2 separate regions of the Homo sapiens genome follow, and region 1 is linked to region 2. A link is a contact called in ENCODE Hi-C or POLR2A ChIA-PET data. All regions are on one chromosome and are shown on one strand. Each heading gives the region's core, a stretch centred on a gene start or an enhancer-like site at or near the end of the contact. The rest is flanking DNA. Distances are from core to core; before and after follow the strand shown.

The links. A loop is a pair of places that touch in the nucleus more often than their neighbours do. ChIA-PET counts read pairs that join two places held with the same protein, here RNA polymerase II (POLR2A). Pooled maps may share reads with other maps.
Region 1: a pooled map shows a loop between it and region 2 (2.8-fold over the local background). The contact joins the enhancer-like site here to the promoter of IMP3 in region 2. A Hi-C loop is called at or near these places in 4 of 50 pooled maps. POLR2A ChIA-PET finds 5 or more read pairs at or near these places in 7 of 52 experiments (AG04450, H1, HEK293T and 4 more).

Annotation. Positions count from the first base shown.
Region 1 is chr15:75,699,183-75,702,130 of GRCh38, reverse strand. All of the region lies in intron 1 of CSPG4 (chondroitin sulfate proteoglycan 4), which reads left to right. Among named protein-coding and RNA genes, the nearest start is that of CSPG4, 12 kb to the left of the region's middle. RefSeq lists enhancers at 1-882, 890-1,389 and silencers at 1,717-1,766, 1,897-1,986. Within about 2 kb of position 1,655, at least 11 of the 41 ENCODE cell types and tissues checked have a DNase peak (open chromatin) inside an H3K27ac peak, as active enhancers do.
Region 2 is chr15:75,638,874-75,641,975 of GRCh38, reverse strand. It overlaps IMP3 (IMP U3 small nucleolar ribonucleoprotein 3), which reads left to right and starts at 1,752. Exons shown (of 1, transcript NM_018285.4): 1 at 1,752-2,883. The coding sequence starts at 1,808. The coding sequence ends at 2,362. RefSeq lists a silencer at 1,598-1,757 and an enhancer at 2,048-2,107.

The DNA of each region.
Region 1 (2,948 bases), core at 406-2,905, 60 kb before region 2:
TGGGAGCCACCAAAGGCAAGGGAGGCTGAGGGAGTGGCTTTCAGTTTGGGTTAACTGGGGCTGCTATTAGCAAAGGGAGTCAGGAGATTGATTAAGCCAGACCGAGGACGGTGGCCAGCCGCCTTATGGATGGACCAGGGAGCAAGAGAGGAAGATGAAGTTGAAGGAGAATTTGGGGACTGGATGGATGGAACCTGAGTATTAATCAGCAGTGGCTGTGGGGAGGGAGGAGGAGGAGAGTTCAGTGCGACCCTCAGATGTCTACTCAGCAACAGGTGGACAGTCGGGCCTTCACGGGGCTGGCGAGCCAGCTGTAGGGGAGAGTACACTGAGTCCTCCTTGCTTTGGGTGGGGTTGGGCTTGGGGGTTCCTGTGGGTGTTCCTGCCATGGACATCTGAGGGACACTGGCAGTGGGCCTGGAGCCCTGGAGAGTTGGTGCCAGTGAGAGAGACGTGGTGCATTAGCAGAGGCTGGGCCTGAGGCCGGGAGAGAAAAGGAGGGCCAGAGGGAGTGTGGTGGCGGTGGGCACAGCTCCAGGGGGGGCCCACAGGCTGCAGGCTTCCAGGCAGTTGGCAGGTGGGGGTGCTAGGCAGGAACCTATTCCAGGAGGAGTCAGGCCTGCCCAGGAAGAGAGGTCTCAGTCTCGGGATCTCTGATGGGCCTGGGTAGCCCAGAGCTTCACTAGCAAGGACACTGAGGTTTCCTGGTGCACCCCCCGGCAACGCCCTCCCACTGGAGCACCACCAGTGCTGGGACTTGCTGTGGTGGGACAGCTCTGCCTGATAGAAAAACCCTCACACGGGACAAATGCCATCTCATTTGATCCTTTCGTTCCCTTAGATGCTGACATCACCTCCCTCATCACAGGTCCATGGCCTTCTTGCTGCACAGATGCCCTGGGAAGGAGATGTGGGCCCTGGTCCTGTCCTCAAGAGCTTCCAGTCTGGCTAGACCTGTGGCCATTTAGGCCAGAGGTGGCTCTACTGTACCCACGGTAGTGGCCACACCTCTTGCCAGTCTGCTGGGCTGGTCAGAGGCCAGATGTGTGTCAGTCCCTCTATCCAGGTCCCCTTTTACAGATGGGGACACTGAGGCCAGGGAAAGCATGGAAGCACATGGCTCTGAGCCCTGTGTGTGTGCTGGGGGTGTGAGCCCTGACCCAGGCTTCTGCCCTGGACATGGACTTCTGTCTGTGGGGTGAGCCCACCCTCTGTATTCAGATGGGGGAACTGAGGAGGAGGCACACAAGGCTACTGTGCACAAGTTGTGCCACCAGATTTCAGGTCCAGGCAGCCGTCCAGACCCACAGTCACCATTTCCTCTGTTCTTCCCCCATCCCAACTCACACACTCACTATCTCCAGACCCAGCCCGCCAGGCTGGGGAAGCCCCGAGACGCCGCCCCAGCAGCCCTGTCTTCAGCAGTTTCTGCTGCCAGAGCCAAGGGGAACTCAGAGATGAGCCATGGGCTGCCTGGTCCTGGACACAGCCCAGGAGAGAGCCTGGCCCTCAGCCTCCTGGGGGCAGCTCCCACCCAGACCCCTGTCTCTCCACCCTCCTCCCAGACCTCCAAGTCACCAGTGGGCAGGGCTGGCACTTATCACTGGCTTCTGGACCTAGTCATCCCCCGCCAGCCCCTGCAGAAGGGCCCTCCCGATTCGGCCAGCCCCAGAGCCACAGAGGAGGGGCTGCCAAACCGCCCAAGGAGAGCAGATGCTTCCCTCCCCTCCTCGCTGTCCCCCCCTCCTCGCTGCCCCCTCCACCCGGCCCTGACAGAAGAGTCCCAGGGGACAGGAAGGGAAAGAGTGTGTGTTCCCCAGGCTGGGGTCCAGCTCTCACACCCTCCTCCCACTGGGGCCATTGGCAGATGCTCCACTTCCGATTCACAGGCAGCAAGCAAACCCACCACGCCTCTCTGGGTGCACACACGGTGCATGTGCCCTGCTGACACCCACAGCCCCTAGCTCTGGAGCCACACCCACAGGAGCTTAAGTCCCAGCCCTGCCGCTGCTCCACAGGCTAGCACGGAGGACTGCCCTCTCTGAGCCTCAGTTTCCTCACCTGTAACATGGGAGATGCCTCCCAGGAGCCCTGCTAGGGCTGGGGGGCTGTGCAGGCCCAGTGCCAAGTGAGGGTCCTTCACTCTTCTCTTCCCTGCCAGAAACCCTACCCCAGCCTGGGTCCACTGAGGTGAGGGTCCCAGGTCCTCTAGGGCCAGGAAAGTGGGGGAAAGGAGGGTACGGATGGAGCCTGGAAACCCACCCATCTCCCTGTCCAAGAGGGAAGATTATAAGGCAGGGAAAAGCCTCTTGGAACCGCTCCCCACCGCAGCCACCCCACCCTCCTCGCCTGAGGCCTGGGGAGCAGCAAGACTTCCACAAAGACACCATTGAGGCCCCGCTTCCTCCTCCCCCGGCCCAGCCCTCCCGCCTGGGTGGACTCTGGGCTGCTTCTTCCCTCAAAACCTCTCATTTCCCCTCCTGCTTCCTCTGTGCTCCACAAGGCCCCAGGGTTGGGACATGTGGCTGGGAGCCCAGGGTGCAGCCCCTATCAGCCTCTGTGGACCAAGCTCAGCTTCTCCCACCCCACCTGCCCCTGCTTCCACTCATCTTCCAGACGGGTTCCCTCAACTGGAAATGTTCCCCAGCACATGCCCCTCTACGTGGGTGACTCAAAGCGCTTGGTTAGAGGATGGTAGCTGAGGCCAGTGACCAGGGTCAGGGCCCAGCCAATAGCTGAGGAAACTGTTTTCCTCCCTGGCCCCCTTGGCCTTGCAAGGGACCAGAAAGGCAACTAAACAGAAGGTCAGCTGACCTGAGTGTGTGTCTCTTGGCTCAAGAGTTTTTGGTGCTGCCCTGACCCCGACAGAGGTCTCTGCAGCATTTAGACGTGGAGGCAGTCACCTGAGCAGGTGCCTAGCACTCCAGCACCCCACTGGGATAAAGCAG
Region 2 (3,102 bases), core at 503-3,002:
GTTGCAGTGAGCCAAGATCACACCACTGCACTCCAGCCTGGGCGAGAGAGCAAGACTCGATCTCCAAAAAAAAAAAAAGAAAAAATCAATTAGATTAAAAAAGCAAACAATCTGTATTAGCTTTCTGTTTGTTTTAGAGACAGGATGTTGTTCTGTTGCCCAAGCTGGAGTGCAGTAGTGTGATCATGGCTCACTGCATCCTTGAACTTCCGGCTTCAAGGGATCCTCCCCCCTCTTACCCCGAAACCCTCACCAGTAGCTGGGACTATAGGTGCTGCCACCATGCCTGGCTAATTTTTTTTTTTTTTTTTTGTCCATAGGGACTGAGTCTTACTATGTTGCCCAGGCTGGTCTTGAACTCCTGGCTTCCAGTGATCCTCCCACCTTGGCCTCCCAGTGTTGGGATTACAGGCATGAGCCACCATGCCTAGCCTGGTGATGTTTTCTTAAACTGGCTAAGTTTATGAGTATTTATTATACTTTATAATTTACATATTATATTATTTTCCAGATATCGAATATTTTATATATATATATATATCTTTTTGAGACAGGGTCTGGCTCTGTTGTGCAAGCTGGGGTGCGGTGGCACCATTGTAGCTCAATGCAGCCTACAAGTCCTGGGCTCAAATGATCCTTCCCCCTCAGCCTCCCAGGTAGTCAGGACTACAGGTGCGCACCACCATGCTTGGCTAATTCTTTAAGATTTTTTACAGAGGTGGGATCTCGCTTCTTTTTTCTTTTTTTTTTTGCCTAGGTTGGTCTTGAACTCCTGGCCTCAAATGATCCTCCCACCTCAGCCTCCCAAAGTGCTGGGATTACAGGCATGTGCCACCGCGCCCAACCCTCAAATATTGTATTGTAAAAGACAATGAAAAGCATACAAAACAAAAATGATCAGTGAGAAGCTAGGTGGCGTCAAATGCCCGGGCAAAAAGGGGTTAGGTCTGCAGCGCTATACTCAGATGTAACTTACAGATGCAACTAGCGGAAACAGCATTAAATTTGTTAACTCAATGCTTGGTGGCCAGAAATTCATGTCAGGATAATTCATTTGAGCACAGACTAAAGGGTTTGGACTTGTAGTTATAGTCCAAGTTTCTCAAACTTGCTGGGTTTTATGAATCATCTGACACTTTAGTTAATAATACAGATTTCCAGGCGACTCCCTTATAGATCCCTTTTCTGTGGGCCTAGGAAGCAGCCAATCAGTATTTCATGGGTTCGGTGCCACCTATCCCAACTTGACAATGAGAGATCGCTCTGCATGCCAGGTGAAGGACCTGACGCTGGCGGGCGGCGGGGACTACCAGGTCAGCCCCAGGAGAGCCGGCTCCGGCAAGCTCCCCCAAGGCATGGCAGGAGCCCAGTGCAAGTTAGCACAGTAAACCCAATCAACAAGCCGCAGTCACCCCTCTTCCCCAGAAATGGCCTCTTCAGCTCTTGCGGGGGAGACTCTGAAAGTCCCCAAAGGACAGAAGTCTAGGAGGAAATGATTGCCGCAGAAAGGGATACAGTCTTGGCTACTAAAAACCGCGCGGAACCGCCTAGGGACCCGCTCCCAACCACCCACCTCCGGTGCTTCTACCCCCTCCCTCGCAAACGCGAAGAAAAGAAGAAACGCGAGATCCCAGTGCAGAGGCGTGGTCCCACCCTGGCCAATGGGAAGTGAGGGCGTGACTTTAAGTCTTTCTTTCATTGGCCCAGGGTCCCAGGCCGTCCAGGTCTTGGGGCGCCGCGGCGGAAATCGCGCGGATGCCAGAACGCGCTCTCAGCTTCGGGTCCTGCGGCTGCGGCTGCCGCCATCATGGTGCGGAAGCTTAAGTTCCACGAGCAGAAGCTGCTGAAGCAGGTGGACTTCCTGAACTGGGAGGTCACCGACCACAACCTGCACGAGCTGCGCGTGCTGCGGCGTTACCGGCTGCAGCGGCGGGAGGACTACACGCGCTACAACCAGCTGAGCCGTGCCGTGCGTGAGCTGGCGCGGCGCCTGCGCGACCTGCCCGAACGCGACCAGTTCCGCGTGCGCGCTTCGGCCGCGCTGCTGGACAAGCTGTATGCTCTCGGCTTGGTGCCCACGCGCGGTTCGCTGGAGCTCTGCGACTTCGTCACGGCCTCGTCCTTCTGCCGCCGCCGCCTCCCCACCGTGCTCCTCAAGCTGCGCATGGCGCAGCACCTTCAGGCTGCCGTGGCCTTTGTGGAGCAAGGGCACGTACGCGTGGGCCCTGACGTGGTTACCGACCCCGCCTTCCTTGTCACGCGCAGCATGGAGGACTTTGTCACTTGGGTGGACTCGTCCAAGATCAAGCGGCACGTGCTAGAGTACAATGAGGAGCGCGATGACTTCGATCTGGAAGCCTAGCGGATCTCCCACTTTGCATGGCTGTCTTTTACAGATGGGAAAACTGAGGCCTGATGCTGGAGATTCTATGAGGGTGCTCTCCTCAAGGGTATCAGACGGTCGTAGGTTCTTAAGAATTTGATTCATCAGTGGCAGGCCATGCATAGAGCCACGGGAGGTGCGTCCTTGTTTTCCAGGGAATGTTCTTAGAACTTGGACTACTGATTATTAATTGACTGTGCCTTGGGAAACAGTGGGAAGTAACTTGGTGCAGCACTGGGGTATTGTTGGCTTCTTGTGTTGGAAACTTTGTAATGTAAAAGGAAAAACTGGAAATCCCCACGCCCTGTTTCCCTTTATCGTCTTGTGGTTGGACTGGTTCAATTCGTTTAACTCGAATTCTTGCTCCTGGCCGTGGTTAAGCTGTGTACAGATGATGGAGAGTTTGGCCTCAAGTTTTTATAAACTGAGCGAGACTAGTGTTCAGGATCTCCTCCCTTGTTTAAATGTCAATAAATGCCCCAACTGCTTTGTAAGTGCAACTTTTTAATCTGTCTGGTTTTCTTTTTTTCTCTAGAGACGGAGTCTTGCTCTGTCACCCAGGCTGGAGTGCAGTGGCGCGATCTCGGCTCACTGCAACCTCCGCCTCCCGGGTTCAAGCAATTTTCCTGCCTCAGCCTCCCGAGTAGCTAGGAGTATAGGCGCCCGCCACCGCGCCCGGCTAATTTTTGTGGTTTTAGTAGAGTCAGGGTTTCACCATG